Linked DNA regions of Homo sapiens: region 2 is linked to region 1. A link is a contact called in ENCODE Hi-C or POLR2A ChIA-PET data. All regions are on one chromosome and are shown on one strand. The core of a region is the stretch at or near the end of the contact, and the rest is flanking DNA. Distances in the headings are between cores, read along the strand shown. Region 1 overlaps CECR2 (CECR2 histone acetyl-lysine reader). Region 2 holds the start of ADA2 (adenosine deaminase 2).

What was found. A loop is a pair of places that touch in the nucleus more often than their neighbours do. ChIA-PET counts read pairs that join two places held with the same protein, here RNA polymerase II (POLR2A). Pooled maps may share reads with other maps.
Region 2: a loop to region 1 is called in a map with no recorded cell type, with 8 times the contacts of the local background. The contact joins the promoter of ADA2 here to the enhancer-like site in region 1. A Hi-C loop is called at or near these places in 8 of 37 single-sample maps with no recorded cell type and 4 of 50 pooled maps. POLR2A ChIA-PET finds 5 or more read pairs at or near these places in 4 of 52 experiments (H1, WTC11, activated T-cell and 1 more).

The regions. Positions count from the first base shown.
Region 1 is chr22:17,434,632-17,439,981 of GRCh38, forward strand. All of the region lies in intron 1 of CECR2 (CECR2 histone acetyl-lysine reader), which reads left to right. Among named protein-coding and RNA genes, the nearest start is that of CECR2, 68 kb to the left of the region's middle. RefSeq lists an enhancer at 935-1,495. Within about 2 kb of position 2,165, at least 5 of the 41 ENCODE cell types and tissues checked have a DNase peak (open chromatin) inside an H3K27ac peak, as active enhancers do.
Region 2 is chr22:17,217,615-17,222,850 of GRCh38, forward strand. It overlaps ADA2 (adenosine deaminase 2), which reads right to left and starts at 1,821. Exons shown (of 10, transcript NM_001282225.2): 1 at 1,742-1,821. RefSeq lists enhancers at 1,198-1,558, 1,399-1,468, 1,479-1,608.

The DNA.
Region 1 (5,350 bases), core at 915-3,414:
TTTTATGCCCGCACCCCCCCTGCTGCTCCCCGTAGCTAAGCTGTCACTCCTGTCTTGTTTTATGTTCTGTTTGTGTGTATTTTCTTGAGCACTTTCTTTTGTGGTCATTTTGGGTGTGGGATACCTTTACCTACTGCTGTTCAGAATAAAGGCAGTGAGTCTCATCTTTTTACCTAGTCAGAGAGTATTTTGTTGAATCCTGGGTGTTACAGTGAAAGGATAGTGTCAAGTCAAGGGGGACTTGAGAGCAGCCAGCATTATCTGGCACTGATGGAAAGAAAGGAAGGAACACACATGGGGTATTGTTGAAGTACGAGCTAACCTGCTCCTCATTGATGTAGGGCTAATGTCGAAACTCAGAAGCCTGCAGGGCCAGACAGGTAACTTAATGGAGGGGATGGGGCCGGATGTGCAGTTAATGAGTTGGAGGATCCATGTCCAGTCTAAGAGGCAGCCCCCTGTTAGTGCCAGCTGAGTCATGAAGAACTGTGAATCAGTCAGACTTGATTTTTCAAGCAAAGGGAGATACCCAGATTTTTGTGTAAGCTCCTCCAAAGTTTTTTCTTTCTTTCTTTCTTTTTTTTTAATGTTGGACAACCAGTGAAAAGCAAAACAAAACTACAGACCAAAACAAACGTTGCTGCCTGCTACCAGTTTGCAATTTCTTATGCATTCCATGAAACTGACTAGTTGACAGTCTTTTCAGATTGACAGTCCATGAACAGGAATTTGCTAATATTTCTAAGACTCAGACCTTGGCAGAAAGATCGGAAAGCAAGGTAGAATTTGGAGACCGGGTTTTATAATTGTAAGATCTCACTTTTGTGAATTGCTGATTAGAATTCACAAAAGTTAGATCCATGGTGCAGTGCCTCTTCTCTCATCTCTAAGTTTAGGAAGCCCTCAGCACCTTTTGAACTGTGTAACCTGACAAGAAAGATGTCTGGGGAATTAGCAAGTTCTATTTTTGTTTGGTCCAGTGAAAATTCTGGACAGGCCACAAACACATTCTAGGGAGTCTAGAATAGACTCCCTTGAGCTCTTTTAATTCTTAAAAAAAAAAAAAAAAAAAAAAAAAACAGGAGCAGGACCATCCAACTTAATCCAGTGAAACGGTGATTTTTTCTCATAGTCATCCCATCCCTTATACAGTGTCTCTCTGGCCAAATTAATTAATACATCAGATGTTCTGAAACACACTGTACTAAATTAGATTTGGGGTCATAGCTATGAATTATCAGTCATCCTCCAAGGGTGCTGGGCAAAGCAAAGGTAAATTTTTTGAAACTTTAGTTTCTTTCTTTTCTTTTCTTTACCTTCTTTCTTTCCCTTCCTCCCTCCCTCCCTCTGTCTGTCTCGCTCTGTCACCCAGGCTGGAGTGCAGTGGCACCATCTCAGCTCACTGCAACCTCCGCCTCCTGAGTTCAAGAGATTCTCCTGCCTCAGCCTCCTGGGTGGCTGGGACTACAGGTGCGTGTCACCACGCTCAGTTAATTTTTTATATTTTTAGTAGAGACGGGGTTTCACGGTGTTAGCCAGGATGGTCTTGATCTCCTGATCTCGTGATCTGCCCGCCTCGGCTTCCCAAAGTGCTGGGATTGCAGGTGTGAGCCACTGCACCCGGCCTTTAGTTTCTTGATGTACCATTTGCTGTTAGCTTAAATTATGCCAACTACAGCCCAAGCTTAATTCAACATTTAAATAAAGTTCTATGCACAATAATACAACACAGCACTTCTATTATAGCAACAACATTAGCTGTCTCTAGTTCCTAAAATAAGAAACTGGAGTGACGGAAGAAAGACTTGGGTTGCTTGTTCCCACCTTTGACTTGTAAACTTCCTTAATGGTCTTTCATCAGATGCTTAAGCTGCCAGAGTATCCCTTATGAATTAACCAGCTACTCTGTGGGAAACTGCTTTTGTACTACTTCCAATTCTGACAACCTTTTTCTCAAGTTGAGCTGCCTCTGTTCCTACTTCTGAAATGCCTGTGCAATGCTGACTGAGTTTGTCACCAGTAAGTTCTCCCCAGACAGGGAAGTCCTGCGGGACCAGTATCAGTCCTCAGTCAGGAAGAGGTTGTATAAATAGCGGGTGCTCACACTCTAGAAAAAGGGGCGGAGGAGAAGGTAAGTGTTGAGCCCCAGATGTGAACTCCTATTTTTGTTTCAGGGTAATTAATGTTTCCTTAAGTGAGCTAAGCCTTGGGCTCTTGCGCCTCTGGCTTTCAGGCCTGAATCAGCAATCTTTAGGCAGGAACTGGGGGTGGGGAAAAGGATTTTGTATTTCATGTCATCCCCAAATGAATGAAGTAATATGAGAGCAGCACTTTCTGAAGCTTGGCCTTGAGGCTGGAGAATGGGTTGTGGAAGGTGAAAACTTTCCTTTTAAAATCCTAGTGACTTGGGGAGAACTGGCCTCTGACAAGTCTCTTGCTGCAGTCTGATGACTGCAGCTCTCAGAGATGCTGTTGGGTTGTCTGGTGTTTGTTTCTAGTTCTCTGCTCGAGTGTTAGTGCCATTAGATGGTCTTGCCCCTGTCTGCGGTTCTGCCTTCCATGTCTTCCCCTTCCCCCTTGGCCTCCTAAATTAGATACATTCCCCCTCTGCTCCCAGACGTCTCCATCTCCTCATCCCCTGACAGAGCAATCATTTATCAAGTTGTTTCACGCGTTGTCGGGAGGGGGGCCCTGGGGACTCAGTTTGTTTCGTCCCTTTGTTGAAGCTCCACAGGATCGGCCAGCTTAGTCTCCAGCCAACTGCTGAGAGTTGCTGGACTCCAGGAGCAAATGTTAAAGGGGCCGCCTTTCATCTACTTGCTGTGACTTCAACCTTTCTATTTAAATTCCAGCTTATTGGAACTCACATACGTACACTTCCTCGACATGTTTTTGATCATATGATATTTCTTTTTCATTATGTACCTCCCCATCCATACCATCACTGAGGACCTGAAATAGATTTTTCATAGTATATTACTGTAGACATACTTTGTAAGTAGGAGTTCCTGCTTTTTTATGACTTCTTTTTATGTATGCTTTGACTTATCAAGGTGTCACACTGTTGACCATAGAAATTTCTAAATAGTATAGGGATTAAAAAAAATTTTAAAGTTTGTCAGACTTTAAAATGCAAGGTGAGCATCACTGCTTCTTAGCAGGAGTGATGAAGGTTTTCCATAGTGTCTACAAAGATAAAAGGAAAAATTTCCTTCGACTTCAAGGATGTATAGTGTGAATGTTAACCAATGTTGACCATGAATTTGAAAGATGGATGTTACTCACTGTAACTTAATAGTTTAAAAGGACAAAGTTTCTTTTGTGGAGTAATAGAAATGAGACTTTAATGTTAATGAAAATTTTTTTCTGTGATCTAGGAATATTTCCTCCCAGTATTTTATTATGAAAACTTCCAAATGAACAGAAAAGTTGAAAGAATTGTACATTATATTTGGGGTTTTAAAAATGCATTTCTTTAGCAAGCTGAATATTACATGCAGTAGTATCATAATGCATTGTAAAGTTATGCTTGGAAGCAAAGTAACAACAAAAATGCCCCAGATGACATGCGTTACAAACAGAACATTTCAAAAATGAGTCCCTTTCAACCTGAACAGGGCTTATCTTGTGTTTATTGTAGACAAGCTGAGCCCAGAACCTAAAGTTGTATAGTATTGAGAAGTTTAGTGGGGAAAATGTTTTCCTTTCTCATCACATGTTTTGGGTTGAAAATATTTAATCACTTTGATGAGACTTGTCGACTGACAAGTAGTTTATAATGAGAGTAAATTGTCCTTAGTACCGTGATTTGGTTCCTGTATATGGAGTCTCTTAAAACAACTTACTCAATTTAACATCAAAATGAGCCCAAAATGTTTTCCCATAAGGCAAGCTTGTCCAACCCACCTGCCCGCAGGCCGCCTGCAGCCCAGGACGGCTTTGAATGAGGCCAACACAAATTCGTAAACTTTCTTAAAACATTATGAGATTTTTTTTTTTTGCAATTTTTTTTAAAGCTCATCAGGTATCATTAGTGTTAGCATATTTTATGTGTGGCCCAAAACAATTCTTCTTCAAGTGTGGGCCAGGGAAGCCAAAAGATTGAACAACCCTGTCATAAGGTATGTCATTATTGGGATGATTTCCAGCTGAAAAACTTCAGTGTGTTATTTCTTATTGATTTTTCACAGTGAAACTTAATAAAATTGTAATCGCTAAGAAAAAAAAGTTGTTTTCTTTTTTTCTTATATTAATACTGTTTGGCTGGACATGGTGGCTCATGCATGGAATTCCACACTTTGGGGGAGGTCAAGTTGGGAGGATCACTTGAGGCCAGGACTTAGAGACCAGCCTGGGCAACAGAGTGAGACCTCATCTCTACACATTTTTTTTAAAGTATGTATATATAAAAGCAAGAAGACCTAGCATTAATTCTGAAAATTAATGTGTACTACTTGCTAGATATTTTTTCTAGCAGTGAATAAGACACATAAAAATCCTTTTGGAACATGAATTCTATGGGAGAAGAAACACTCCCTTTTTTTTTTTTTTGGATGTTCCGTATAGCTAGTATTGGCAATTTTTTTTCTGTAAAGGGTCAGATATTAAATATTTTAGGCTCTGAGTGCCAGATAATTTCTGTTCCAGTTACCAAATTTACTACAAAAATGAATGGGCAAGGAAGGCTGTGTTTCAGTAAAGCTTTATTTATACTAATGGGTGGTAGACCATAGCTTACTAACCTCCTGTTCTAAGGCATAAAAAAACATGGACAAGCAACAGATTTAAGAAAAAAGTATTTGCAAAGCAGATGACAGACGGTTAATATTATAATATACAAACAGCCCAGTGGAACAATGGACAAAGGATATGAGTAGGTTTCAAGTCACAAAAGAATAAATCTTAATGACAAAAAAAAATATCTGAAAAGATCTGACTGGCAAAAATTATTAAGTAATATCTGTATTGGAAAGGAAAAGGAATACTCATACTTTACTAACAAAAAAATTAGACTGATCAGCCTTTTTGAAAAACAATCTGGTAGTACCTATTAAAATTTAAAATACATAAATATATGTACTCTCATTGCTCCAGTAATGCCAGTCCTGGAATTTTAATCAATGGGTACAAAACAACTGCCGTGCAATGGACAAGGAATGTCATTGCAGCGTGGTTCTGTGTGGCCTAAAATGGAGAACAGAGTGAAAGCCCGTCATTAGCGGGGTGGCTGAATAGGATGTTACCTGCGTACCGTGGAGTATTAGCCCACCTTTTAATAGAATGAAATGGACCTACACTATACCACTTGACTTGGAGAGATTTGCACAAGATAGAAAATGTGCAGGCAAGC
Region 2 (5,236 bases), core at 571-3,070, 220 kb before region 1:
TTCGATACCAGCCTGGGCAACATAGCAAAACCAAAATACAAAAATTAGCCAGGCGTGGTGTATTGAACCTGTAGTCCCAGCTATTCATGAGGCTGAGGCATGAGAAGTTCTTGAACCTGGGAGGCGGAGGTTTCAGTGAGCCTAGATTGCACCACTGCACTCCAGCCTGGGTGACAGAGCAAGACTCTGTCTCAAAAATAAATACGTAAATAAAATTTTTAAAATGAAAATAAAACGATTGTTTCTCTACACTTGAAAGTATGATACAGCATACTGGAACATGTCAAGACTGTAAATTAGGAGACCTTAGGAACAGCCTCAAATTAGTATCATTCTAACTGTGCAACCTTGGGCAAATCACTAACGTCTCCAGATCTCAGTGTCCTCACCTACAAAAAAGGTAACTTGGACAAGATCAGTGGTTTTCCAAGTGCAGCATGAATATCATCAGTGGCATAAATACAATCTTAGGTGGCTCACAAATGGATAGGGGTTATGTTGACAGATAGGTAATTTTAAAACATGTATTAGCACATCAAACCCATGATATCGTAACTATTATTGTTTTTGTTGAAAAATTTTTAAGTTAAAGAAAAATATTAAGTAAATAGAGGTGCAAGGATATGACAAAAATGGAAAGTTTGCTACTCATTAAATCATTTTAATATCCAAGATTCTTCCCAGCTCAGTTATTCTGTAGTACATCAGATAGCAAAGAAAATTTTAAGAAGGAACTAGTATCAGCAATATGCAGTTATGGCAGAAGCTGTACCCCCAAAATCAGAGTGCTGGACGTCAGCAGAACCCCTTTAACTTCATTAAGTCCTTGACTCTCTTTTTTGACCACGGTGTTTGCCTGCTACTAAAATCTCTAGGGCAGGAGCACGGTGACTTCTATGTCACCATCCCACCTACCCCATGCCACATTCTCCATCAACAGCCCCGCCCCTTGTCCCTGTCTCCCTGGTGACACATAACAAAGGCCATCAAGCTCCCAAATCTTCAACTCCATCCTCTCCAAGAAGGACCCCAAAAGCATTTGTGTCCCAGCAACTGTGAACTTTTCCAGGCTGCCAGACAGAAGTTTATCTAATGGTGGTCAAGACCTGCCTGGTTGAATACTAGTAAAAACAATCCTTATTCACAATTTATTGCTATATCTACTTCATCTTCTCTCCTCCACAAGATTTTCCTTTTACTTTTAAAAGAGGATGCATGAAAACTTCATAAAGTAGTTTGCTTCCAGACTAAGAAGAAAGGAGGCTGGGTGTGGTGGCTCTGCCTGTGATCCCAGCCCTTTGGAAGGCCGAGGCAGGCAGATCACCTGACGTCAGTCGTTCAAGACCAGCCTGGCCAACACGGTGAAACCCCGTCTCTACTAAAAATACAAAAATTAGCCGGGCGTGGTGGTGGGTGCCTGTAATCACAGCTATTAGGGAGGCTGAGGCACAAGAATGGCTTGAACTCGAGAGGCAGAAGTTGCAGAGAGCCGAGATCGTGCCACCACACTCCAGCCTGGTGACAGTGGAGTAGGCCACATGCATCTGTGGTCCTGAGTAAATGCCCTTGGGCCCATTTTCAAAAGCCTGTTGGGAGAAAGCCTGTTACTCCTCCACTGAGAGTCTCAGACCCAGCTCAGATGGAGACAGGGAGAGGTGCAGGTGGATCAAGCCCAAGCTCCGGACTTCCCAGCTACCTCCTGAACCTCATCATCCCACAGCTCCCAAAGGACCCCAGTTACCTCGGAACAGCTCCAGAAACTGAGGGCTGTTTGCTCAGCGCCCCAGCATCTGTGCAGAGCACCGGAAAAGCTCACCAACTGTTTCACTTCCTGTTGGGGTAGGTTTTATTTCCCTCCAGTGTGCACCAGGGATCCAACTAGAGGCCGGGGAGAGGGGCTCTGCAGTGCTGAGGCAGCCAGAGTGGCAAGTGTGTGGCTTACATGCATGCTTGCTGTGTGCATCTGAGTTTGATGTGGGGGGCTTGTGCGCATGTTCATGTGGGTGTTTGTGTGTTCGTGTGTGTTTCGGTTTATGTGCATGTGGGGTTTGTTTTTTTTTTTTTTTTTTTTTTTTTGTAGACAGAGTTTCACTCTTGTTGCCCAAGCTGGAGTGCAATGGCGCAATCTCAGCTCACTGCAGCCTCCGCCTCCCGGGTTCAAGCAGTTCTCCTGCCTCAGCCTCCCGAGTAGCTGGGATTGCAGGCGTGCGCCACCATGCCCCACTGATTTTTTGTATTTTTAGTAGAAATGGGGTTTCACCATGTTGGTCAGGCTGCTCTCGAACTCCTGACCTCAGGTGATCCGCCCACCTCGGCCTCCCAAAGTGCTGGAATTACAGGCGTGAGCCACCATGCCCGGCCGCATGTGGGTTTATTTGTGTTGGAGGGAGGGTGTGTGTGTGTTTGTGTGTACTGTGTCTTTGAAAGGTCCACAGCATGTTGGTTTTGGAAACAAGCACCGCAAAGAGGCACTCCAAAATCTGTTCATGAACTCTGGGAAGTTCTCCTTCCTCAAAATGTGATTGTGGACTGTGGGGCAACCCATTAGACAGAGAGTAAAAAGTAGCTATAATAAAATATATGTTTTAGGGGGGAAATCAGGGATGCGGGGACAGGACAGTAGAGGGGGCAGGAGGTAGGAGACAAGAGCTGGGGTGTGAAGAGGACCAGCAAGAACAACGCTCCAAGGGACAAGTGGAGCAGACAAGGCTCCTGTACCCAGGACGGTCAGAGTCAGACCTCGCTTTGTAGCTGGCCTTAGCACTGTAGCAGTGGGGCCTCGACCAAGTTGTTTCAACTCTCTATACTTCAGTTTCCTCATCTGAAAATGTGGATAATAAAAGCACCCACCACAGAGGGTCCATTGTCAGAATTAAAGGAAAAACACATGCAAAGTACCTGCCACATAGAAAGCTCTTGATAAATATTAGCCATGACTATTCTTAGAAGTAACTATTGGGATGCCTCATCCAAGCCAATTAGAAATGCAGACATGGGAGGCTACACCAGGGACCTCCATGTCACATGCATGGTCTAAAGACTCGATTGCACCCCACTCCTCCCCAGTCCCACTCAAATCTACCCCCAAGACCCCAAATCTACCCCCAAAAGCCCACGGCAGTTTCAGTTCTGCAGCTCCCATACATCTGGAGCCTTGATGCTCCTTTTTGTCATTTTCTCCAAAAAGTACCAAGGTCATTCATTTAATAAACAGGAAGAAATCCCAAAGTGAAAACACAGAGGGGTCAGGGATTCCCTCATCAAGAGTTCAAGACTAGGCTGGGCTCAGTGGTGCATGCCTGTAATCCCAGCACTTTGGGAGGCCGAGGCAGGTGGATCACAATGGAAGGGGTTCGAGACCAGCCCCTACTAAAATACAAAAATTAGGTGTGGTGGTGCGCACCTGTAATCCCAGCTACTTGGGAGGCTGAGGCAGGAGAATTGCTTGAACCCTGGAGGTGGAGGTTGCAGTGAGCTGAGATTGCACCATTGCACTCCAGTCTGGATGACAGAGTGAGATTTTGTCTCAAAAAAAAAAAAAAGAGTTTAACACTAATTTTTTGAAAGTTAGAGGAAGCAGAATGCACCGCAAGTAATAAGGAGAAACAAGATTGATTCCAGCGCCGCACAAAGGGAAACCACCAATTCTGAAAGTAAATCATGTGAAGGGTTTTTTGTGGGTTTTTTTTATACTTTAAGTTCTAGGGTACATGTGCACAATGTGCAGGTTTGATACATAGGTATACCTGTGCCATGTTGGTTTGCTGCACCCATCAACACATCATTTACATTAGGTATTTCTCCTAATGCTATCCCTCCCCCAGCCCCGACCCCCCCGACAGGCCCTGGTGTGTGATGTTCCCCTTGAAGGGTTTTTTTAAAGACCAGGTCAAAGCTAAAGATCAAGCTTTTCTTTCCAAACGCTTTAGCTAAAAGTAGGAGCTAATTTTCACATCTCCGAAGGTGGCTCCAGGACTCCAAGTCACACCTTGGCAAGGGTGTGGCAGCTGGCAGAGGACTGCAGGTCCTTGTCAGGCAGAACCTGCCGGGTTCTGGGGAGTGGAGACTCAGATCTTGAGGTGGAAGCAGAGACAAGAGCTGGGCACACTTACCTGGATGTGGGGTTGGGAGCGGTGAATCAGAGCCCAGTTAGATCCTGGAGGCTGGCAGCAGGCTCTGCAGAGGTGCAGGGGCACCTCATTCAGAAGGGGCCATTTATTGGCCCTCTGTGGCTAAAACCAGCTCCAAGCAGGACTTTTTATGGCTGGAGTCGCCTCCAAAGGGGCGTCGGCCTCCACTCAGGTGTGACTCTGAGCGTTGCCTAGCTGAAAAGGCGTGATGATAGGGAGCACACGTGAGGCCATTCGGGAAGAATATTTTGCCAAGTGCAGAGGCCGTAAAAACGTGGAACATGGCTCTGTTTTTTATGCTCTATTGAAAATGATCATCAGAAGCAGAAACTGGGCTTGTGTTCAGAACCTGAAAATCTGCAGGGCAGAAAAACAGGACAAAGGCATCTTTTAGTGACTGCAAAACTAAACCTCAACAGAAAGATGCCTGAAGAGACAGGTGGATTATGACCTCAGAATTGGAGACAGGAGAGGTTTTCAGAATTAAAGATCATCTATGGCTACACAAACATTTGAGAGGTATTTTCATTAAAACATCCCTTTCTTCACACCAATATCATGAATTATATGCTATGCACAACCTATAACAGAGTATAGCAGAGTTACCAGTGGTTTAAAGTGCTGCATATATGATTGTTATATGAGGTAAATAAGATTCTCTGACCCAGAGTTAAGAAAATGGAAATAATAATTGCTAAGGCATATTAAGAATTATATATGTATGTGTGTGTGTATATATATATATATATATATATATATATATATATATATATATATATAACATTTAATCCCTACAGCAATACATACCTATAAATGAGTATATACAAATATGTGTGTGTATGTGTGTGTGTGTATATATACTCATTTAATCCTTGCAGCAATCTTATAAGGTAGGGACTATTGCAATCCCCACTTGAGAGAGGCGTACCCTGAAGCACCTGGCAGTAAGGTAACTTGCCCAAGGTCACACAGCTAGTAACAAGCATAGCACGGCCTTGCAGGCCCAGGTGGGTTCCACCACACCGCTTTCCCTGGCAGCAAGAAAATGGAAGGTTTTTGAAGTAGTGGGGGAGTCACCGGGCACAAGGAAGCAGATCCCTGGAGGA